3 separate regions of the Homo sapiens genome follow, and regions 1 and 2 are each linked to region 3. The links are chromatin loops, found by intact Hi-C in ENCODE. Cell type or tissue: GM12878. All regions are shown on one strand.

Region 1 (8,000 bases), 110 kb after region 3:
ACACCGTCTCCTAGTCTCAATACTTAGCGGAGTTCCATACATCTAGTATGCAAAAAATTACATTTTATTTATTGTTTAAGAAGATAAAACTTTAAAGGTTGAGTTTTAATTTTACTTAATAGATATATTTCATCTTCCATCTTTTTGCTCAGATCTGATGTTTTTAAAGAAAAAAAACAGGGAAGAATAAGGAAAGAAGTATTAAGTTAGTAAGAGAACATGTTCCTTTCTGGAATCTGTCAAATGATAAAATATATTAGAATGAACTATTTTGAACCTACACAGGTGGCCATTTCATATATTTAATATTTCATCACATAGCTATGGCTTGATTTCTGTAAACGCAAGATGTTGAATTGCTAATTGTAATATGTTTAGCTCAGTTCCTAAATCCTGGGCTGGGGAACCTCACAGGGCAGATGAGTTGGGCCTCTTTATGGCTGACAAAAAGAATGTTCCCTCCCAGCATTCTCTGGGTTGCCTCCTCTGCAGAAATGGGCAAATTCTTAGAGTATGTGAGCGACTTCATAGCTGGCCCAATTACCCTTCCTTTATTCTTAGGGAGAGAAGTTTGACAAGGAGACGAGAGTTAGAATCAAGTGGTTCTCAGTCTCAGAGGGTCTTGAGCCAGTAGGTTTCTCACATGTCTTCCTTCCTTTCTTCCCTTCCTTCCTTCCTTCCTTCCTTCCTTCCTTCCTTCCTTCCTTCCTTCCTTCCATCCATCCTTCTTCTCTCCCTCCCTCTCTCCCTTCCTCTCTCTCTTTCTTTCTTCTTCTTCTTCTCTTCTTTTTTTCTGAGTCTCACTCTGTCACCCATACTGGGGTGTGGTGGAGACATCATGGCTCACTGCAGCCTCAAACTCCCGGGCTCAGGTAATCCTCCAACCTCAGCCTCCCAAGTAGCTGGGACCACAGACCCGTACCACCACATCCAGCTATTTTTTTTCTATTTTTTTTTTGTAGAGATGGGGTTGGCCACATTGCCCAGGCTGGTTGCAAACTCCTGGGCTCAAGTGATTCACCTGCCTTGATCTCCCAAAATGCTAGGCATGAGCCGCTGCAACCAGCACAAGTGTCTTCTTGTTAATCACAGGTGGAGACCTGAGGTTTGTACAAGCTGTACTTGAAAAGTAGTTGGAACAGAGAACACTTTGCCAATATGCCTTTTTGAGAGGAGCCAGGAGATCATTTCTCACACCTATCTTATCTACACTAATCTTGCAAATGTCACCTAGGGTGTGTGCCAAGGCAGAGGAGACTGGGACAGGCCTGAACTTACATAGTATTAGAGTTTTCTGTCTGTTTTCTATTCATTATTCCTACTTTCAACTTGGGGAATTGAGACGTGAAGAGGTTAATTGCCTTTGTCTGAGGCCACAAACACCTGAGGGATAGTTCTTGAGCCCCAAACTCTGGCTGCGAGCCCTCCTCTTTCCACCAGCCCACCCTCCACCTCACTGAGTCAGCTTGGCCACAAACGGGTGGACTCTGGCTGTGTGCCGTGACCACCTGTCCATAGCTGGGGCTGTCCACCTGCTTTTCAGACCGTCCCTGCCTGAACCTCCCCTTTCTCCTTTTGCTAATGGCCTTAGCATGTAGTGAAGAGTGGATAGCTGTTCCATAGGGGCTCTTTTGCTCACCTCTTTCTGCATTTCCCCATCTGATGGGATAAACAGGCAGTTGGCAGTTAGGCAGACCTAGATTTTAATTCCAAATCTGCTACCTACCAGCTGTGTATCCCTGGGAACCTCTTCATGTCTCAGTTTTTTCCTTAGTACAAATGAAGCTATAATATCTCCTTAGAGTTGTTGTGATGATTAAAGAAGTGGATGGAGGTGAGTTGCTGGTACATGATGAAGAGTAATAAATGTTTTTTTCCCATTCACCTCTTCCGAATACTTATATTGCTTTTCCATGCACCAAAGGGAAGTCTGTAGCTGTACAGTATTAGTTACATTTTTAGACAATTCTAAATAGTAAAAGCTTCATTAATTTGCATTCCATTCAGCTTTGGTAGAAATTCAGCCAGGAATGCCTTCTTGTTGTGTTCATAAAGAAAGGGTTTGCTAAGCTAAGGTGTGTTAGTCAGAAAAGGCTAGGCTTGTGCTGCAGTAACAACCAGCCCCAAATCACAGAAAAGGTTACTTCTCTTGGGCATGAAGTCCACGGCAGGCCAGTGCTTTCCAAGGTGGCTGCTTCCATCTGGTGGCTCAGCGGCCCTACCTGTTTCCACCCAGCGCTTCTACCAGCTCAGTCATGGCCCGCACTCCCCCACCTAAGGGGAAGAGAGAAACCGGAAATTTGCACATGGCCCTGCCTATGTGCAAAGGGGCTGAGACGTGTATTTTCCATCTTCCCAGGAAGAAGTAATGGGACGCAGGGTTAGGTGAACGCATAGCATTGCCCCTGCTATATAAGGGTAATCATGAGTTTAGGGAGAACACATAATTTCAAATCACATCCAAGTGGTCTAAAAATGTGCTACTTGTGTACATGGGAACTTTAAGATACTGAAAACAACCATCAGCAGGTGAATGACTTGATAAACAGATTGTGGTATGTCCATACAATGGAATATTGCTTGGTAATAAGAAGGAATGAACTGCTGATACATGCAACAGCAAGGGCAAATCTCAAGGTAATTATGCTGAGTAAAAGAAGCCAAATGAAAAGGAGTCATACTGCATGATTCCATTTGTGTAAAATACTAGAAAATGCAAACGAATCCATAGTGACAAAAGTAGATCAATGCTTTCCTAGAAACAGGGATGGAAGAAGGGATGGATTACAAAAGGGCACCAGGAAACTTTTGGGGGTAATGAAAATGCTATCCTGCCAACCGTGGTGGCTCACACTTGTAATCCCAGCACTTTGGGAAGCCGAGGCGGGTGGATCACCTGAGGTCAGGAGTTCGAGACCAGCCTGACCAACATGGTGAAACCCCATCTCTACTAAATACAAAAAATTAGCTGGGTGTGGTGGCAGGCACCTGTAATTCCAGCTACTTGGGAGGCTGAGGCAGGAGAATTGCTTGAACCTGGGAGGTGGAATTTGCAGTGAGCCAAGATTGCGCCATTGCACTCCAGCCTGGGCAACAAGAGCAAAACTCCATCTCAAAAAAAAGAAAATGCTATCTTGATGTGGGAGTGATTTCATAGGGGTATGCACACACCGAAACTGACCAACTTTTACATGGAAATATGTGCAGCTTATCTACTTCAATAATAGCTCAATAAAGTTGAAAAAAATAAGATAGTGATTTGAAATATTATTCATTATTTGCCCCTGGAGAGTGTACTGGTCTCTTTTGGTATTTATTTGTATTTATTTTTCTTTCACTTTCTTTCTTCCCCCTCCCCAACCAACCCCCCGTGTTGTCCAAGGTGATCTTGAACTCCTAACCTCAAGCAATTCTCTTGCCTCAGCCTCCCAAAGTTCTAGGATTACAAGTGTAAGCCATCATGCCTGGCCTTATCTGTATTTAAAAGTAATAAAATAGAATTTCATTCATAAATTGAGTCTGTTGCCATCTCCATGCTCTCTCCTGTTTATTCCCGATTCATGGCAAAAAGACTGTTGCCCAGGGCTTTGCAATGAAGAGAAAAATCAGCTTCAAATCCAAGCTCACAACTTACTAGCTCTTTGGCCTTGGGCAATTTATTGAACTTTTCTGAGAACTGTCTGCAAGTGTGTGTCAAGTCCCTTCAGGCAGCTTGCCACAGAGCAGGTGCTCAAACCGTTGTTATCTGCCCCAGGTGTCTTGCTACCTTCCTGCCACACCATTTGGAACTTCATATTAGGGTTGCTTCTCTGGTTTTGAAATTGGTCATCTTCTCTGGTTTCCAGGCCTTGTATTAAATGCAAACAAAATTTAAGGGCTTGCCAAAAACAAAAACAAACAAACAAACAAAACTCAGTAATTAAAAAATATAGCATCGTAATCCAATCAAAATTGATATTTAAAAAATTCCACAATGAACAAGATAACAGACATTTAATAAAGGTAGCCTTAGTCCTGTCCCAAATTCCTTTTCAAACCCTTCCCCCAATTCTGCCAATTCCTCTTGATTCCAATTCCTTCATGCCTTGCTCTCAAAGAATTACTTGAAAGTCATAAGATATAACTCACGTAGTCCAGGCACATGTTGCCACGTGGCTATTTTTTATTTTTGTAGACATGAGGTCTTCCTATGTTGCCCAGGCTGGTCTTGAACTCCTGGCCTCCAGCGATCATCATGCTTCGGCCTCCCAAAGTGCTAAGATTACAGACATGAGCCACCATGCTGGGCCTATTCTTTCTTAAATGTACCTTAGCTCACATTTAGTTTAAGGTTTAAAATTAGAAGTGTTTTGATCTTTATTTAGAAGTTTAATGTTTTTGTGATCAGAAACGTGCCAAGGGAACTTAACTCTTGTTTGTATCAGTTAGCCTTCAGTAAAATTGATCTGTCCTATGTCGTTCCGCTTAAAGTTGCAGTTTCCAAAGACCTATTGACAGTGTCAACTGAGGACTTACCCTCCAATGAAGACAAGAGGGAGGTCAGCTTTCTCAGGAAGCAGCCCTGGTGGCTCATTTGGCTTTTTCCACTTACCTTTCTGCTTCTCCCCTCCTTTAAAGACAGCATTTGTAACCTCCTTTGCATAACTGAATCTTCTAGAGTTTACAGACCCATAAAAGAAAGCAGACAACAGGGAACCGTGTGAAATGAAGCTGCTTAGGAAAGTCACTGTGAGCTTTGGAGGTGGAGGACTTGGTGGATTAGAAACTGAAACTGAACGTTTGAAATTATAAATAACACTCAGGTGCTTGCTTTTTATTTTAAGAAACTTGAACATTTTCATTGCTGGGGGAAAAGGTCAGTGAGGTTTTCCTTGGCCCTCTTCTTTCTACACATCTTGAAAAGTAATCTCTGAAGTAGGACTTCTAGTTAAATCCCTATAGATTTATTTTTCCCCATCAAGGGACGGTGTTCTAAAAACTTAGCAACAATAAGCAAAATTTCTTTGGGCAGAAGTAAAAATTCTAGACACACAAGCAGTATCATACAAACACAGATGGAGAAATTTAATAAATGAGAGTATCTTAAAGATTGGTTCCATTGTATTAGATAGAAATTTTAAGATACTTAAGTTTGGGTTTTAATTCCTAATCTCTGGACAAGTTGCAAATTTTAATTTTAATTTTAATTATTAGATTTTTTAAAATTATACTTTAAGTTCTAGGTTACATGTGCACAACGTGCGGGTTTGTTACATATGTATACATGTGCCATGTTGGTGTGCTGCACCCGTTAACTCACCATTTACATTAGGTGTATCTCCTAGTGCTATCCCTCCTCCCTCTCCCCACCCCACTACAGGCCCCAGTGTGTGATGTTCCCCACCCCGTGTCCAAGTGTTCTCATTGTTCAATTCCCACCTATGAGTGAGAACATGCGGTGTTTGGTTTTCTGTCCTTGCAATAGTTTGCTCAGAATGATGGTTTCCAGCTTCATCCATGTCCCTACAAAGGACATGAACTCATCATTTTTTATGGCTGCATAATATTCCATGGTGTATATGTGCCACATTTTCTTAATCCAGTCCATCCCTGATGGACATTTGGGTTGGTTCCAAGTCTTTGCTATTGTGAATAGTGCCGCAATAAACATACGTGTGCATGTGTCTTTATAGCAGCAGGATTTATAATCCTCTGGGTATATGCCCAGTAATGGGATTGCTGGGTCAAATGGTATTTCTAGTTCTAGATCCTTGAGGAATCGCCACACTGACTTCCACAATGGTTGAACTAGTTTACAGTCCCACCAACAGTGTAAAAGCATTCCTATTTCTTCACATCCTCTCCAGCATCTGTTGTTTCCTGACTTTTTAATGATCGCCATTCTAACTGGTGTGAGATGGTATCTCATTGTGGTTTTGATTTGCATTTCTCTGATGGCCAGTGACGATGAGCATTTTTTCATGTGTCTGTTGGCTGCATAAATGTCTTCTTTTGAGAAGTGTCTTTTCATATACTTCACCCACTTTTTGATGGGGTTGTTTGATTTTTTCTTGTAAATTTGTTTAAGTTCTTTGTAGATTCTGGATTGGATATTAGACCTTTTTCAGATGGGTAGATTGCAAAAATTTTCTCCCATTCTGTAGGTTGCCTGTTCACTCTGATGGTAGTTTCTTTTGCTGTGCAGAAGCTCTTTAGTTTAATTAGACCCCATTTGTCAATTTTGGCTTCTGTTGCCATTGCTTTTGGTGTTTTAGTCATGAAGTCCTTGCCCGTCCCTATGTCCTGAATGGTATTGCCTAGGTTTTCTTCTAGGGTTTTTATGGTTTTAGGTCTAACACTTAAGTCTTTAATCCATCTTGAATTAATTTTTGTATAAGATGTAAGTTTCAGCTTTCTCCATATGGCTAGCCAGTTTTCCCAGCACCATTTATTAAATAGGGAATCCTTTCCCTATTGCTTGTTTTTGTTAGGTTTGTCAAAGATCAGATGGTTGTAGATGTGTGGTATTATTTCTGGGGACTCTATTCTGTTCCATTGGTCTATATCTCTGTTTTGGTACCAGTACCATGCTGTTTTGGTTACTGTAGGCTTGTAGGATAGTTTGAAGTCAGGCAGTGTGATGCCTCCAGATTTGTTCTTTTGGCTTAGGATTGTCTGGGCAATGTGGGCTCTTTTTTGGTTCCATATGAACTTTAAAGTAGTTTTTTCCAGTTCTGTGAAGAAAGTCATTGGTAGCTTGATAGTGACGGTATTGAATCTTATATTACCTTGGGCAGTATGGCCATTTTCATGATATTGATTCTTCCTATCCATGAGTATGGAATGTTCTTCCATTTGTTTGTGTCCTCTTTTATTTTGTTGAGCAGTGGTTTGTAGTTCTCCTTGAAGAGGTTCTTCATATCCCTTGTAAGTTGGATTCCTAGGTATTTTATTCTCTTTGAAGCAACTGTGAATGGGAGTTCACTCATGATTTGGCTCTCTGTTTGTCTGTTATTGGTGTATAGGAAGGCTTGTGATTTTTGCACATTGATTTTGTATCCTGAGACTTTGCTGAAGTTGCTTATCAGCTTAAGGAGATTTTTTTTTTTTTTGTAGAGATGGGGTCTCGCTATGTTGCCCAGGCTAGTCTTGAAGTTCTGGGCTCAAGTGATCCTCCCAGCCTCCCACAGTCCTGGGATTACAGGTGTGAGCCAGTGCTCCAGCTAACATTTATTTTAAAAACAAAATCAGCATGTTTTTTCTCCAGGAGAGGGCCACATGCAGAAGCTGCCCTTCCCCTAAGCAGTGGTGCCCCTAGGGCTTGTCAATGCCGGTGGAGGGACAGCAGGCAAAATGGCCTAGCCCGACAGGGAGGGGTTGGGGAGGACAGACTCAGAACACTCTGGAGAAAACGGAAGCTTGCAGAGTGGTGATGTGGAGACGCCAGGCTTCTCTTACTGCCTGGTCCCCAGCCCACCCTACATCAACTCATAGGAAGCACAAGATGGTTTGTGAATCACTGAAGGGTCATGAGTAACTAGAGGGTATTGCTTCAAAGGAGAAAAGTATTTAAACAGGATGCTTCATATGACTGTTCCCAGAGTGCAAAGGAAAAAGGAAAAACATCAAACTCTTCAGCAAGGTTCCCACACGGGTAGGGGCTGGTTTATGGCTTTGTTTTGCTGTCTTGAGTTCACCCTTGTTTTCATCTCTTTATTTGTCCAGTGTGCAAAATCTTCACACTTCCACCTCCTTAGGAAGGGAGGCAAACCTCGCCCACCCCTTCAGCAGTTGGTCTTGCTTCAACCTGGCAGGCACAGAACAAGTAACCTTCAGCAATCCTTTCCCCGCAGTCTGAATTAGTTGGTGTGGAACACTCCAGGGAGGGCTTTGGCACCTCAGGTCACATGTGTGTTTTCTCTGTTAAGTAGGTCAGTCATGCCTCTTTATTCTTTCTGGATTTCATTGCATGGCTCAGCTGTGAGCAAGATCTACATCATCATATAAATCTAAATAATACA
Region 2 (8,000 bases), 110 kb before region 3:
CTTACTCCCAGACATTAAAAAACAAAAGTTAAACTAAGAATTTTAAATAGGCCTCTCCCTCTCCCTCTCCCCCTCCCCCTCCCCTCTTTCCACGGTCTCCCTCTGATGCCGAGCCGAAGCTGGACTGTACTGCTGCCATCTCGGCTCACTGCAACCTCCCTGCCTGATTCTCCTGCCTCAGCCTGCCGAGTGCCTGTGATTGCAGGCGCGCGCCGCCACGCCTGACTGGTTTTCGTATTTTTTTGGTGGAGACGGGGTTTCGCTGTGTTGGCCGGGCTGGTCTCCAGCTCCTAACAGCGAGTGATTTGTCAGCCTCGGCCTCCCGAGGTGCCGGGATTGCAGACGGAGTCTGGTTCACTCAGTGCTCAATGGTGCCCAGGCTGGAGCGCAGTGGCGTGATCTCGGCCGGCTACAACCTCCACCTCCCACCCGCCTGCCTTGGCCTCCCAAAGTGCCGAGATTGCAGCCTCTGCCCAGCCGCCACCCTGTCTGGGAAGTGAGGAGCGTCTCTGCCTGGCCGCCCATCGTCTGGGACGTGAGGAGCCCCTCTGCCTGGCTGCCCAGTCTGGAAAGTGAGGAGCGTCTCTGCCCCGCCGCCATCCCATCTAGGAAGTGAGGAGCGCCTCTTCCCGGCCGCCATCCCATCTAGGAAGTGAGGAGTGTCTCTGCCCGGCCGCCCATCATCTGAGATGTGGGGAGCGCCTTTGCCCCGCCGCCCCGTCTGGGATGTGAGGAGCACCTCTACCCGGCCGCGACCCCGTCTGGGAGGTGAGGAGTGTCTCTGCCCGGCCGCCCCATCTGAGAAGCGAGGAGACCCTCCGCCTGGCAACCGCCCCGTCTGAGAAGTGAGGAGCCTCTCTGCCCGGCAGCCACCCCGTCTGGGAAGTGAGGAGCGTCTCCGCCCGGCAGCCACCCCGTCCGAGAGGGAGGTGGGGGTCAGCCCCCGCCAGGCCAGCCGCCCCGTCCGGGAGGTGAGGGGCGCCTCTGCCCTGCCGCCCCTACTGAGAAGTGAGGAGCTCCTCTGCCCGGCCAGCCGCCCTGTCCGGGAGGGAGGTGTGGGGGGGTCAGCCCCCCGCCCGGCCAGCCGCCCCGTCCGGGAGGTGAGGGGCGCCTCTGCCCTGCCGCCCCTACTGAGAAGTGAGGAGCTCCTCTGCCCGGCCAGCCGCCCAGTCCGGGAGGTGAGGGGCGCCTCTGCCCGGCCGCCCCTACTGGGAAGTGAGGAGCCCCTCTGCCCGGCCACCACCCCGTCTGGGAGGTGTACCCAACAGCTCATTGAGAACGGGCCATGATGACAATGGCGGTTTTGTGGAATAGAAAGAGGGGAAAGGCGGGGAAAAGATTGAGAAATCGGATGGTTGCCGTGTCTGTGTAGAAAGAGGTAGACATGGGACACTTTTCATTTTGTTCTGTACTAAGAAAAATTCTTCTGCCTTGGGATCCTGTTGATCTGTGACCTTACCCCCAACCCTGTGCCCTCTGAAACATGTGCTGTGTCCACTCAGGGTTAAATGGATTAAGGGCGGTGCAAGATGTGCTTTGTTAAACAGATGCTTGAAGGCAGCATGCTCGTTAAGAATCATCACCACTCCCTAATCTCAAGTACCCAGGGACACAAACACTGCGGAAGGCCGCAGGGTCCTCTGCCTAGGAAAACCAGAGACCTTTGTTCACTTGTTTATCTGCTGACCTTCCCTCCACTATTGTCCTATGACCCTGCCAAATACCCCTCTGCGAGAAACACCCAAGAATGATCAATAAAATAAAATAAAATAAAAAAAGAATTTTAAATAGGAACTTGAAGAAAATATAAGTGAACAGTTTTATAGTTTTGGAAATAAGAGAAGCCACTTGAACTCCTGAGCTCACTGATAAACTATAGCAGAAGCTGTCAGTGCCTCACCAACACATCCCTTAGGATTCTGGTGTGCTGTGGCCAAGTTCTAGCTACCCCTATCTGCGCCTCTGTGCTTAAAGCTGCTCTGCCCATAGCAATAGGCAGAAATACAGGTAAATTAACTCCCTGTGGCAGTTTTACAACACCGTCCACAGATTGTTTGAAACTGCTCAAAGAGGCAGAGTCTAATTCCCCTCCCTCTGAATATGGGCTGGTGATATTTAAGTCTAAAGTGATATAAGTGTGACTTCACAACTGGCTCCTTTTTTTAAAAAAAGGAGCTATGGTCCCCCCGGCCCCCCATCTCATCCTGCAGCTGTCTGTCTCTCCCTTTCTATGTGCCTTGGAAACTCTAAACATCACATAAGAAGCCTAGTACTGCAGAGACCGTGTGAAGAGACCACATCAAGAATGAGAATTAGCCAAGAAGCCCAAGGTGTTACAGCCCTCAGCTGTGGGCCTTCCCAGCCCAGGTGGAAAACCAGACATGTAAAAGTGAGGAAGGCTTCACATGACTCCAGTCCTAGCCCCTGTAACTGCATTAGAAAGCTTCAGTAGGAACCAACCAGCTGAGCCCAGCCCCAAACTCTATATCTATGAAAGATTATAATCATAATAAAAAATAGTGGTTTTTGTTTAGAATATTTTGTTATGTAGCAATAAATAACTGGAACACTCCCCCCAAGAGCAGCCCTCAATGAATAACTGATAATTTGGGCGGGATCATTCTGAGGCAAGTGTTCTGCCCAATTTCCCAGTTTCCACACAGGCAATTTTCCCTGTGGGGTTTGGCTTAATAAGACATCTTTTTTTTTTTTTTTTTTTTTTTTTTTTGACACAGGGTCTCACTATATTGCCTGGGCTGGTCTCGAACCCCTGAGCTCAAGCAATCTCCGACTGCCTCAGCCTCCCAAAGTGCTGGGATTATAGGCATGAGCCACTAAGCCCAGATGAGACATCTTTTATTGACTATCTTTTCTTCCTTAGCTTCCCTTTGTTCTTTGTACCTGGAAATAAACTACTTGTATTTGAACTCTCATCTCACAAGTCACCTTGGGGTGAGGGGGCAGGCAGGAGTGCAGGAATGACCAAAACTGAGACATCACTGAAGTTAACACACACACACACACACACACACAGGAAAAGACCAACAGATCTGACTACATAAAAATTGAAAATCCTTAAAAAAAAAAAAAAAAAAAAAAAAGGATACCATAAAGTTTATAAAAAGGTTGGAGGGGGTATTTTCAGTTCATGATTAAGGGCTAATATCTTGACTAATTTAAATAATAATAATGGATAAAGTACACAGGCAGTTCTCAAAAGTGGAAAATAAACATATGGCAAATAAACAGATGCACAATCTTACTTAGACTCAAAGAAATACAAGTTAAACACTCTGGTACTTTTACCTATCAGAATGGCAAAAATTTCCAGTAAACACTTTGATATAGAAATTCTGCTTCTTGGAACTTACCCTAAGGAAATAACTGGACACGTGCATGTGACTATAGTATAAGGATATTTTGGAGACTCTTACTTATATATGATGAAAAAAATTTGGAATGAGCTAACTTACTGACAGGAGATAGGTTCATTGGAGTACAACCATATGACAGTATACTGTACAGCTCTTAAATAAGAATGAGGTATACATACTAAGCAAGGAAAGAAATCCAGAAGGATTGAAAGAAACAAGTTCCACAACAGTATGCAAAACAAACATTTTTGTAAGATATAAATATACCCGAACTTAATAGTGGTTATACTTGCAGGATGAGATGCAGGGGATTTTCTCCTTCAAACAGATTCCAATTATTGAGATTAAAAAAAAAAAACAACACTGTGTTTACTTCCCAATTTCTATTCTGAAGGACAAAATAAAGGTAGAAGAGATGGAATCTAATCTACCTATTAATGTAGAAAGTAAAGTAATAAGAGAAAGTAAAAGTGGCCAGGCATGGTGACTCATGGCTATAATCCCAGCACTTTGGGAGGCTGAGGCAGGCGGATCACAAGGTCAGGAGATCGAGACCAGCCTGGCCAATATGGTGAAACCCCATCTCTAATAAAAATTCAAAAATTAGCCGGGTGTGTTAGTGGGCGCCTGTAGTCCCAGCTACTCAGGAGGCTGAGGCAGGAGAATAGCTTGAACCCAGGAGGTGGGGGTTGCAGTGAGTGAGATCGTGTCACTGCACTCCAGCCTAAGCAACAGAGGGAGACTCCATCTAAAAATAAATAAATAAATAAAAATAAAAAATAAAAGTAACTATGGTCACCCTAGGGTAAGCAGCGTTTCTGAGTAGAAAGCCAATGCTTTAAGGACTTGGAAAGGTGGGGGGGATACTAAGTCTGGGCTATCAATAATTCTTACTCCAGGCATTCGAATGTATGTTTCATTTAAGCCCAGTTTTCACAGTTATTTTTACAACAAAGTTGCTTAGGAACTGAGGGGAGATCTTTTGACTTATTTTCCTGCTTCATTCCAAACATGTTTTCAATAGTGACCCACTGATATGCTACATCTTTGGGTAAAAAATATCTAGAACACTCATTCATAGGAAATATTTATGACTGCTGCCATTCCCATCTATAGCCCAATGAAAATCATCAGTGACTACAAGGGGTTTGGGTCTCCTGTGGCTCTGTGGTCACATTGAAGGACAGATTTTGGCCTTATGATAAAAGCTTCCACTGACATTTTATTGGAAAATTTGGAAATACTCAGACTAAATGGATACTATCTCACTGTTCTGCCTTCTCTGCTCCCTCCTCTCTATTCAATTCAGGTGCTCTTTCCTACCCTCTTCCTTCTCCTTTGCTCTCAGACATGGGACTGACATACTGAATCTCTAAGAGACTACAAAACCTGCACCAGTATAAATGAAAGGGCTCAAGTGTACTCCAACAGCAGGATGCAAATCTGATTTTGAAATGAGACAGGGGGACCGGAGAGCCCACACAGGAGAAACTTTTGCCAAAAGAGGGTGCTCTTTCTCCCTTCTTTAATGTAGAAATACCAACTGTTATCTAAGATAATTATTTGTCAATTTATCTAAACAGTCAAAACACATGGAAGATTTGAAATGGGTGAATTTAATTGTGTATAAATTACACCTCAACAAAGTTGATGATAATTTATCCAAATATAAGCAAAACCAAAGTTTGAACTCAATTCTCCAGAATTTATTACATACAGGTTTGTTCTGACCTACTATTTGTACATCTAAAGTATCACTCCAAGAACCAACATAAATCAAAGACAGAAAAGTACCCTAACACAATTGCAGAGAAATATATAATTTTCAAAGTTCCTTCACAAACTTTGACTTCTTTTGATCTTTGCCTAGAATCTTTGAATCAGGAAAGGTAACATTTATCCATTTTAAAGATGAGGAAAATAAAATACATAAAATATAAAAAAGACAAGAAGAAAGTAATACAAAATAAAGAAATACATTTAAAAACAAACAAAGAGAAAAAAAAAAAAGATGAGGAGAAGGATTCAGGATTAAGTGATTTGTTTGTACAAAGTCAGAAAGCCTGGAAGTCAGTTCTGGCTAATGGCAATCCAGGTTTTCTTAAGGTGATATATTTTTACTACACCCATGAAGCTTAAAATAAAGTTACCTGTCTTTGGACTCAACACAAAAGTTGTTTAATCACAATTACTGGTCTGCCTTTCCTACCTTATTATTTCATTTCTCTTTCACATTTGGATGGAAGCCAGGATTAAATAAGAACAAGAAAATCTTGTGATCTGCCAAAAGGTGTTATTTAAATTTCTTAATACCAAAAATTAAATCACTTTATTTGCAGAAATCAATTAGGTGAAAATAAAAGCATACCACACACAGTACTTAGTGTGGAGAGGAATTTCGATAATAATGTGACAACTCCAAAAATGCAGAGAATCCCCCACCTTAATGAAAACCAAAGACATTTTGGGGAAACAAGCATCAGTTCAATTACAGTCCAAACGTTATGCCCCTAAGCTGCAAAGAGAACAAGAAAGATGCACAATTCTTTTTTCCCCCTAGAGCTAAAAAAAAGCAGGTATAGAACATGAGACCTACTTTCTCCAGCTCAGAAGTTAGGTTGGTCCCACAGTCCAGGAATTCAGATCCACTTCACTCTATTCCATTCTAGTTCACAGTGGCACTGGGAGGTCCAGCAGTCATTAGAATGACCTGCACTGAAATGTGAGGTCAACCCCTGCCTGAGGATACAATATCACCCACTGCTCAATGCTCTGTGAAGCTGAGGCCTCTGCAACTTCTTTGTTCCCTCCCTCTCCACTGCAGGATCCACAACTCAGAACTACCAGGAAATAACAGGGTCAGGAGGTGAGGAGAGCTATTTACTGCACTTGGGGGAATCACTGGCTTCTTTCTTGGCCCCGGCTGGCCTGGAGAGACAAGAGGAAGGCTGTTTATATTTGCATAGGGCTGAGAGACTGAATGAGTGAGGTTATGCCCTGCATGTCAAATACAGGGCTGGGCTTGGAGGGGAGGGTCTGGTTGCTTTCTCATTGCCAACTCTTTCACCCAGGCGAATCCTTGGTCCTGCTGTCTACACACACCCTTCTAGCTGAGCAGTAGACAATAGCTTTCAAAAGGCTAGATGCTGCAGCAGCAGCAGCAGCTAAAGAGGCCCACAGATGGAGGGCTGATGTGGGACATTTCACAGCTACCTAAACGTAACAAGCCTAGAATGACTGGTAAGCAAATACTGGTGGCCACTGGTCAGGCACGAAACTGGCTTGTAAGTTAACAGACGGCAGAGTCATATGCTACTTCATGTTGGTATCAGTTGGTTTCTAAAATGATTCAAACAGTCATTTAATACCAAGAAGTCCAAAGCATTATCCCCAAACAGAGAAGGGTGCTGACTTACAAACATGTCCTATTCCAGCCAAGTGCTCACAGGTGTGAGCCAGCACTTTGGAAGTCCGAGGCAGGCAGACTGCTTGAGCCCAGGAGTTAGGGACCAGCATGGGCAACATTGTGAGACCTCATCTCTAAAAAAATACAAAACACAGCCGGGCATGGTGGCATGCACCTGTCATCGCAGTTACTCGGGAGGCTAAGGCGGGAGGATCACCTGAGCCCTAGGAAGTTGAGGCTGCAGTGAGCCGAGATTGCACCACTGCACTCCGGCCTAGGTGAGTGACAGAGTGAAACTCCATCTCAAAAAAAGGACTAAGTCTTAACTGACTGAAGAGTCTCCTGCTAGCCTTGAAGAAGCAAGCTCCTATGACATAAACTACCTAAGAAAAGGGCTAGAGAACTATGAGCGGCCTCTAGGAGTTGCCTGGGCCTCAGTCCCATAGCTGCAAGGAACTGAATTCTGTCAACAACTATGTGACCTTGTAAGAGCTACAGATGAGGACACAGGCCAGCTGACTCCTTGACTACAGCCAAGAGAGACCCTGAGCAGAGGGCTCAGCTAAGCTATGCCTGGATTCCTGACCCACAGTAACTGTGAGATACTAAATGTGTGTATTGTTTTGGGCTGCTAAATTTGCAGTAATTTGTTACACAGAAAGAGAAATCCTGACAGTCTGAAATTTATTTTCAGAAGAAGTTGAAACAGAGGGTCTCTGCACCAGTGGTCATTAACATGGATGAGGGCAGAGGTGCTGTACTGAAAAAGAGCTTATGCATGCAGGACAGTAAGACCCCAGTTTTCTTTCTCCACTCAGCTCCCAGAACACAGGCCGGCCTTCGCCCTCCAGGCAGTCTCTTCTGGGGAATATGAGCGACTCAGAGGAAAGACCTTTCTAACTAAGGAACAGATAACTGAGGAACATGGTTCTTTTCTAACATAAAAATCAAAAATCAAAACAAACTAGAAGATAGCCAACTACAGAAAACAGAAATTATAGGGAGAATTTCAAAATAAACTTATTAATATCCAGAGAGACAGAATACATTGCACTTATGAAAAAAGAATAAAGCCAAAACAAAATAACATTCAGAGGAGAAAAAGTAGCTTTTGAAAATTAAAAACAAAAGCAAGCAAACAAAAGATTTCAAAAACTCAATAAAAGATAAAGTTGAAATCTCCCAAGAAAGTAGAAGAAAGGCTGCAAATAGGAGAGAAA
Region 3 (8,000 bases):
CATGAATCCTGGGGTCATGTTCTAAGGAGGCTCTGGCAATGATTTAATCATAGTAGCAGTCCTATTCGTTGAGCACCACTTTCATTTTCTCGTTTAATTTTTTTTTTTCTAGATGGAGTCTTGCTCTTTCGCCTAGGCTGGAGTGCGGTGGGATGATCTCAGCTCACTGCAACCTCTACCTCCTGAGTTCAAATGTTTCTCCTGCCTCGGCCTCCCGAGTAGCTGGGATTACAGGCTGGCACCACCATGCCTGGCTAATTGTCTTGCTTTTTTTTTTTTTAAGTAGAGATGGGGTTTTGCCACGTTGGTTAGGCTGGTCTGGAACTCCTGACCTCAGGTGATCGCCCGCCTTGGCCTCCCGAAGTGCTGGGATTACTGGCGTAAGCCACTGCGCCTGGCCTTCTCCTTTAATCCTTATAACAATGCTGCAAAGGAGTCCATTCCATGGAGGAGGAAGTCGGGGCTAATAGAGGCTAAATTACTTGCCCAAGGTCACCTGGCTCCTAAGTACAGCACCAATGAGCCCAGTCTTCTCCACTGCAATTGCTCTGTAATGGCTGTTCCCATTCATGCTACACATTAATCACTCCCTATGGAAATCATGTCAGAATTAATTGAAAGCCAAGGGCACTGGGAGAAAAGGGAGGCCTGGATTTTGTGGAGCCCTGATTTGGAATGATAATACACATAAGTACAGGGAAATGGATGTGTGGAGTAAGTGCTGGGGAAACTTACCCATTCCAGCAGAAGCATTTAGCATCTTACATTCTTTTGCACAATCTTTTCTTCTCTATGGTATCACTGAGGATTTGTTGCCTATAAAAATGTGAGGGAAATTAATTAAAAGTATTTATTTTGCCCCAATTAGAGATGAACTATGGGGGGCTCTAGCAGAGAATAGCAAAGACCCCTGTGGAACTATGAGATCCCTGTAAATATTCTGAGATGCAACTACATAGCTTCAGACCCTGGAATGGGAGGGAAACCCCTGCATAGGGAGCAGTAAATTACCAACTTCTCCAGTAAATGAGAAAGTGACTCTGCTGGCCACTGGGAGCGGGGCTGCAGAAGCCCTATGAGGTTTTCTGGAGGAATCCTGCTTCCGTTCCTTCCCATTTCCCAGGTTTGGCTCAACACCGTGATCCATGGTTACTGCGACCCTCAGGAAATTGCTGCTGTGGGAGCCTCCTCTTTTCCCAATCTACCATGCATACTCTTATTAGTCTTCAGACAATAATAATAATAATAATAATAATAATTATTATTATTATTATTATTATTTTGATGGAGTCTCGCTCTGTCGCCCAGGCTGGAGTGCAGTGCGCGATCTCGGCTCACTGCAAGCTCCGCCTCCCGGGTTCATGCCAATCTCCTGCCTCAGCCTCCCCAGTAGCTGGGACTACAGGCGCCTGCCACCATGCCCGGCTAATTTTTGTGTTTTTAGTAGAGACGGGGTTTCACCGTGTTAGCCAGGATGGTCTCCATCTCCTGACCTCGTGATCCGCCCGCCTCGGTCCCCCAAAGTGCTGGGATTACAGGCGTGAGCCACCGCGCCCGGCCTCAAAAATTAATTTTGAAAATAATGATATAATCTTTAAAAGAATTGTATTTCCAGTGGGCAGCACTCGCTTGATACAGAGCAGCAGGGCCATGTAACCTGGCTTCTAAATCATCACCTCTTTGGGTCCGCACGTATTTTTTATTTTTTATTTTTCATGCTTCAAATGCACCTTTGCAGAAGGAGATGAACTGGGGGACATGTTAGCGCCTCCACGGGCCTGCTGAGCTCTGTTGGCTGCGTGTGCTAAAAATAACTGGAGAGGTTAAAAAAATGTTGAAGCAGATTTAGGGGCTCTTCTGGAAAATGAAACACAGAAGCTGGGCCCTGGGTGGTTCTATTTAAAGCCGATCATCATCTCATCCATTCCTGTGGATTTACATGCGAAGACTCTACTCCCCAGCGGCTGGCTGAGGGAAGGAGGGTCTGATCTGCGTTAGGACTCACCTCCTCCCACGACCCTCTGCAAAGCAGCAGCTGTCCAGAGAAAAAGGAGTGCGCTGGGTCTGGCAAGCAGCTCAGTTCTTTCCTTCCACAATTGTCCCTTTGAATTGAGGAAAGCGAAAATAAAGTTTTCAAGGCCAATTTCACAATTTCATCTTCTGTGAAAAGCAAAATCAACGAGGCTATGAAAAATTACAAGCAGTTAAAACACTTTCATGTCGTCTTTCCCAGAGAGAGAGAGAGAGAGAAAGAGAGGAAATCAGACTGCTTTGTTCAAAGCAACGGCCAACTCAAGCCCTTTTTTTTCTTTCTTTCTTTTCCTTTTTTTTTTTTTAAACACATCTGGTCTCAATCTTTATACACCAGTGGACAAAAGCAATTAGACAGCTCTGTTTTCCACGTCATAATAATGGAAGTCATATATTTTCCATGGCTGTCTCATTTGGTTACCCAGCTCTGCAGAAATGGACTAAATGGAATTTAAAATGTGGGTCTTTTCTTGACAGTGTTGTTAGTGACCTGAGGGATAAGTGCTCCAGCATCTTCTAGAACCACCAGAAGTGAAAGAATAGATATTGCAAGTGTAGGCAAATAAACCTCAACGTAATTTACATGCCTGTGGGACAGGCCCTTCACAATCCTGTCTTTCCAACAAGCCCGGGGGGACAGGGATGCCTTTTTAGGATGGGTTCAGATTTGGAACGATCTCTTGACAAATCTGCTAGAGGATGCTAGAGGAGCTTTCATTTAAGGTGAAACTTCCGCTTTCTCATTGTATTGGTGAGAATTCTCTTGGTTGCCAGGGAGAGTCAACCTAACCCAGCCTGAGTAAAACAGAGAATTGGTTCGTATAACTAACCATAAGAAGACGAATCTGGTCAGACTCAACTGATTCCGAGGCTTCTTGCAATGCTATCTTCTTTTCTGCTCCCTCCACCTCTCCCGAGATTAGCAACTCCAAGAAAAGGATTGGCTTGGTATCAACAGTTCCAGCAATAATTCTGTAGTTATTCTCACTAAGTCAGGTGCCCATCCTTAAAATGGCTACAGGCTTGGGTCAGTGGTCCATTCCTGAAGATGAGAGTGGGGTCTGCTCCATCAAACCACAGGACTGAGATTGGGTAGGGCCTGACTCCACGAAAGAAAATTGTGTTTCAGCTTCAAAAGAAGAAGGGATGGATGCAAGATGCCATAGCTAGCCTATGTGGGACCCTTGTGAGTTGGAAACAGGCACCCCCTCCAGGCTGATGCAGACCTATGCCCCCACTTCTTGGGGAGCAGATGGCACCTTTGACCTGCCTTCCTCTGGGCAGAAGAAAACCCACACCTAGGACAGATAGTTGAGTGAGCAGAACTAAAGGTGGATATTGACTCAATTGACTCCTTGGCAGGACAACATTGTGCTGTGTGACAGACACCTGAACACTGTAAGTGGTGGCACTGGTGGGCAGGAAAACCAACATATGTCCTCCACATCCACCCCCAACCATTCTAAAATAGATGCCTTACCCCAAGTTTTCTTGCCTGACGTGCTTAAACTGTGGCTTATTCATTAGAACGTGCACATCAGCCATTTTACAACTAAATGTTTGCTCAAACTTGGGTGTGTGATGTTAACCCATAGAGGGAGCACTGGGATGGAAAAGTCCAGACCTGGGGCCCAGGAGGCCTGGGATTGATTGCAGCTCTGTGTTTACTATGAGGGCATACTTGCTGTAGTCCTGAGGCTTTTTTAGATATCAGCTTCCTCATTTGTAGGATAAGGGGACCCTTCCCAAAATCCTTCCTTCCTACTCAAGGTCCAGATTAGAAGGAGGCCTGTGGTTTGGGGGTCTTTCTTTTCTCCCAGTTTCCCACTGTTTGTGCCAACAAGTATAATTCTACCTCCAGCCCCCTTCCCCCAGCTGGTCTCCTCAGAAGAAGTTGGTGAAGTTGGTGGTTTTACCGCATTTAGTCGGTTTTACCGCATTTAGTTGGTGGTTTTACCGCATTCACAACAAGAAGTTGTGAAGTTGCTGGTTTTACCGCATTTAGTCACATTTGATCACCTCCAGCTCCCCCTTCAGCAGGTTGTAATTTCCCTCCCAAAAGACATTGGTGATACACAAACCCCCTTTTGCCTGTTAGGCAAATTAGCACCCACTCACCAACCTGGGCCCCTGCAGAAGCTGGCTGGGGACAAACACAATGCATTTGAAAGACCTGAAAATGCAAAGCTCAGCAGTGGCTGACTTCTGTCCCGTGAGGGTCAGGCCCTCTCAGCCTGAGCAGAGGGAGGGCCATTAAACAGGGGCATCTGCAGCAGAGGAAGGGACCCTGCCCTGTAAACCCAACGTTTCCTGCTGCAGGGGGCCCCTGCCAGTGCTGAGAATAGACTTACAGGGAAGAAGTATTCTTCATCATCTTATATGCGGGCACTTAACAGCCTCTTTGCATTTGCCAACCACAAATTCTAGCGCCAAGCACAGAACCCCACACATATCCTATCTCCTCTGTTAGTCTATCAGAACCAAATTTCCTTTTAGGTCATTGTGCCTGGCCCCCGCCACTTTGGCCTGCAATAGTGAGGGCAGAGTGACTAGGTTCATCTCTGCCAGAGCTGCTGGGGGAGGGCTTGGGGACCATGTAAAATGTTCTTTGGGGTGAGTTAGTCTGCTTCTATCTTACCACTCACAGTCAAATTGGTCTTCCAAGGCCTAGAGACTCTGAGTGGGGTTAATCAATGCCTATGGGTGCCACTGGGTGCCACTAGTGGAATATTTTGGGGTCCAAACAACCAGTCATACACATAAAAAAGACCTGTTAATAATTTCTGCTTTATCATTCAGTGTCTTTGGGAGTTCAGAGCATACACAGGGAAATATAATAATGCTGATGCCTATATTTATAGAATACCATTCTGTCCTCATAGCGCTTTTATAGCGTGGATAGTTTAGTAGTTAAATGCTTGAAGTAAATCTTGACTCCTCCAAAGACTAAGAAAACTTCAGTACATTACTTAACATCCTGGAGCCTCTGTTTGCTTCTCTGTAAAATGCAAGATAATAACAGCCTTTACCTTTACAAGTCTGGGGAGAGTTAATTGCAGTGGTCTATGTTAAGCTCTCAACACATGGTCAGACATAGAATGATGGTTCAATACATGTTAGTGACTACTTTTTTTTTTTTTTTTTTTTTTTTGAGACAAAGTTTTGCTCTTGTTGCCCAGGCTGGAGTGCAGTGGCGCAATCTCAGCTCTCCAAAACCTCCACCTCCTGGGTTCAAGCGATTCTCCTGCCTCAGCCTCCCTAGTATCTGGGATTACAGGCGCCCACCACCATGCCCAGCTAATTTTTGTATTTTTAATAAGGACAGGGTTTTGCTATGTTGGCCAGGCTGGTCTTGAACTCCTGACCTCAGGTGATCTGCCCACCTCGGCCTCCCAAAGTGCTGGGATTATAGGCGTGAGCCACCACACCCAGCCATGACTACTATTATTATCCATGAACTCATTTGACTATAAGAATGACTTGTTGTGAAGTTGGTTGGACTGGGATATTTTCCTCTTCTGATAAGTGAGGAAAGTGAGATCAGAAAGTAAAAAGCAAGCATGGGGCCAGAGGAAGCGAAGGAGAGAGAGAGGGGCTCATAGGATTGGGAGATGGCTAACACGAGCAAGGAGCATCTAAGGGGACAGGCCCACCCTCTTGCCACAGCAGCTTTAAGTTTCCTACTGTATGCAAGGGAGGGGTCCTGACCTGCAGAATACTGACACCAAGATAAAGTCATTTAAATTAAACCTACTTACTGAAGGGACTGAAACTTTACAGTAAATAGAGGGGAAAAAAATAGATTAGCATTTTATTTTGAAAAAAAGGACACCTTGGCCAGGTGCGGTGGCTCACAACTGTAATCCCAGCACTTTGGGAGGCCGAGGTGGGTGGATCACCTGAGGTCAGGAGTTCAAGATCAGCCTAGCCAACATGGTGAAACCCCGTCTCAACCAAAAATACAAAAAAATTAGCCGGGCGTGGTGACGGGCACCTGTAATCCCAGCTACTAGGAAGTCTGAGGCAGGAGAATCGCTTGAACCCTGGAGGCAGAGGTTGCTGTGAGCCGAGATGGCGCCACTGCACTCCAGCCTGGGTGACAGAATGAGACTCTGTCTCAAAATAAATAAATAAATTAATTAATTTAAAAAAAGAGGACACAAAAAATTTTGAAAATAACTTCACCTTCTAACAAAGTTTAGATCATGGTTTAGGCTATGTGCTAATTATTAGAACAAAGAATCTAAACTTTTTTTTCTGACAAAATTGAATGGTATCCTTCACTTCATTTTTGACTTTTATTTCACATTCATAAAGAAGGTCATTTTTTTTCCCCACAAAGGTATTTGACAGCCTTATCAATTTTTAAAGGAGTTTTCTGAACCCTTGTCATTTACATTGTCTTCTCCCCCTGGTCTATTTTCTCCTGGGTAGCTGTTATCTGGTCTCAAGGCTTTGAGCAGTCCTGCTATGTTACTTTCATGAACTCCATGAAACCCTGAGACTTTGCAAGATTTGCAAGTTCGTTTTGTGAACCAATCTGCATTGAATTTGAATGATAATTTTGGAGGTGCTACAAACCACAGAGGTGTCAATGAGATGGGTGAGAACGGCTGTGGAATAGGAAGAGACTTTATTTGTGTATAGGCTGTGTCATATTCCCTTAGCAAATAGTTTCATATTATAATAATTTTTGCTTCATAAGCAAGTCATAACTGTAGGCACTTGGGTAACAAATACTCAGATAACAACCATCCCTTGTACAGGAATGCAGCACATTTTTTTTTTAATAAACACAGATTTCTGTGGACAGAAATGTGGTTAAAAGTCTTTTCCATCAGTGGGATGGCTGAGATATCAGACAGAGCAAACAAGTAACGATAGTAACAGATTATATATAACACAATGAATAAAATAAGAAACCATAGGCCGGGCGCAGTGGCTCAAGCCTGTAATCCCAGACTTTGGGAGGCCGAGGCGGGAGGATCACGTGAGATCAGGAGTTTGAGACCAGCCTGGCCAACATGGTGAAACCCCATCTCCACTAAAAATACAAAAATTAGCCGGGTGTGGTGCTGCGCACCTGTAGTCCCAGCTACTCTGGAGGCTGAGGCAGGAGAATTGCTTGAACCCAGGAGGCAGAAGTTACAGTGAGCTGAGATGGTGCCACTGCACTCCAGCCTGGGCAACAGAGCAAGACTCTGTCTCAAGAAAAAAAAAAGAGAAAAGAAAAGAAAAAAAAAGAAACCACTAGCTCATTCTGATATAAATAAAAATTCAATTAAATGTTTGATGGGGAATGAAATATTTACATAGTTTCAAGGATTTCCACAAAATACTTATGAAAGGGAAAAGAGTCACTTTGTAGCAATGAGTCTGACAGACACCACTTTATCAAGGGGTCTAAGTGAGCATCCCCCAGAATAGGATGAATGGAAACTGTACCCCACACAATAAGAAGAATCCAGCTTCACTTCTGCAATATTCCTGTCTAAATCTAAACAAGAGAAAACCAAAATTGAGGGCATTCTACATGTTTGGCCTATAGTCTTTAAAAATGTCAGAAGACACGCTGGGTGCAGTGGCTCACGCCTGTAATCCCAGCACTTTGGGAGGCCGAGGAGGGTAGTTAACTTGAGGCCAGGAGTTTGAGGCCAGCCTGGCCAACAGGGCGAAACCCCATCTCTACTAAAAATACAAAAAAATTAGCCAGGCCTGGTGGCGGGTGCCTGTAATCCCAGCTACTTGGGAGTCTGAGGCAGGAGAATGGCTTGAACCCGGAGGCGGAGGTTGCAGTGAGCCAAGATCACACCATTGCACTCCAGCCTGGGTGACAGAGCAAGATTCTGTCTAAAAAAAAAATTACTGTAATCCCAGCACTTTGGGTGGCCGGCTGAGGCAGGTGGATCACGAGGTCAGGAGTTCAAGACCAGCCTGGCCAAGATGGTGAAACCCCATCTCTACTAAAA

Evidence for each region. Peaks named below come from ENCODE experiments on the same cell type or tissue, not always from the same donor. Only the 100,000 strongest peaks of a DNase experiment are listed, where the experiment ranks them.
Region 1: a loop joins it to region 3, with 4 times the contacts of the local background. A loop is called at or near these places in 3 of 110 quality-filtered maps.
Region 2: it touches region 3 in a loop (6-fold over the local background); 2 of 110 quality-filtered maps call a loop at or near these places.

What each region holds. Positions count from the first base shown.
Region 1 is chr3:23,650,515-23,658,514 of GRCh38, reverse strand. It overlaps LOC105376993 (a long non-coding RNA gene), which reads right to left. Exons shown (of 3, transcript XR_940651.3): 3 at 3,531-3,847. Among named protein-coding and RNA genes, the nearest start is that of UBE2E1, 150 kb to the left of the region's middle. RefSeq lists a silencer at 3,587-3,770. In GM12878, no CTCF peak of the experiment used is centred here; DNase peaks (open chromatin) are centred at 3,778 and 4,624; H3K4me3 peaks cover 1,749 bases; H3K27ac peaks cover 2,724 bases.
Region 2 is chr3:23,864,453-23,872,452 of GRCh38, reverse strand. All of the region lies in intron 3 of UBE2E1 (ubiquitin conjugating enzyme E2 E1), which reads right to left. Among named protein-coding and RNA genes, the nearest start is that of NKIRAS1, 49 kb to the left of the region's middle. RefSeq lists an enhancer at 6,742-7,501. In GM12878, a CTCF peak has its summit at 4,856 (motif pointing right); a DNase peak (open chromatin) is centred at 6,472; H3K4me3 peaks cover 741 bases; H3K27ac peaks cover 1,555 bases.
Region 3 is chr3:23,757,253-23,765,252 of GRCh38, reverse strand. No RefSeq gene overlaps it. Among named protein-coding and RNA genes, the nearest start is that of UBE2E1, 45 kb to the left of the region's middle. RefSeq lists a silencer at 1,938-1,987 and enhancers at 3,733-3,852, 3,953-4,002, 3,587-4,223, 4,224-4,860, 5,373-5,542. In GM12878, CTCF peaks have their summits at 2,719, 3,621 and 4,745; DNase peaks (open chromatin) are centred at 2,812, 3,532, 4,062, 6,557 and 2 weaker places; H3K4me3 peaks cover 1,640 bases; H3K27ac peaks cover 3,010 bases.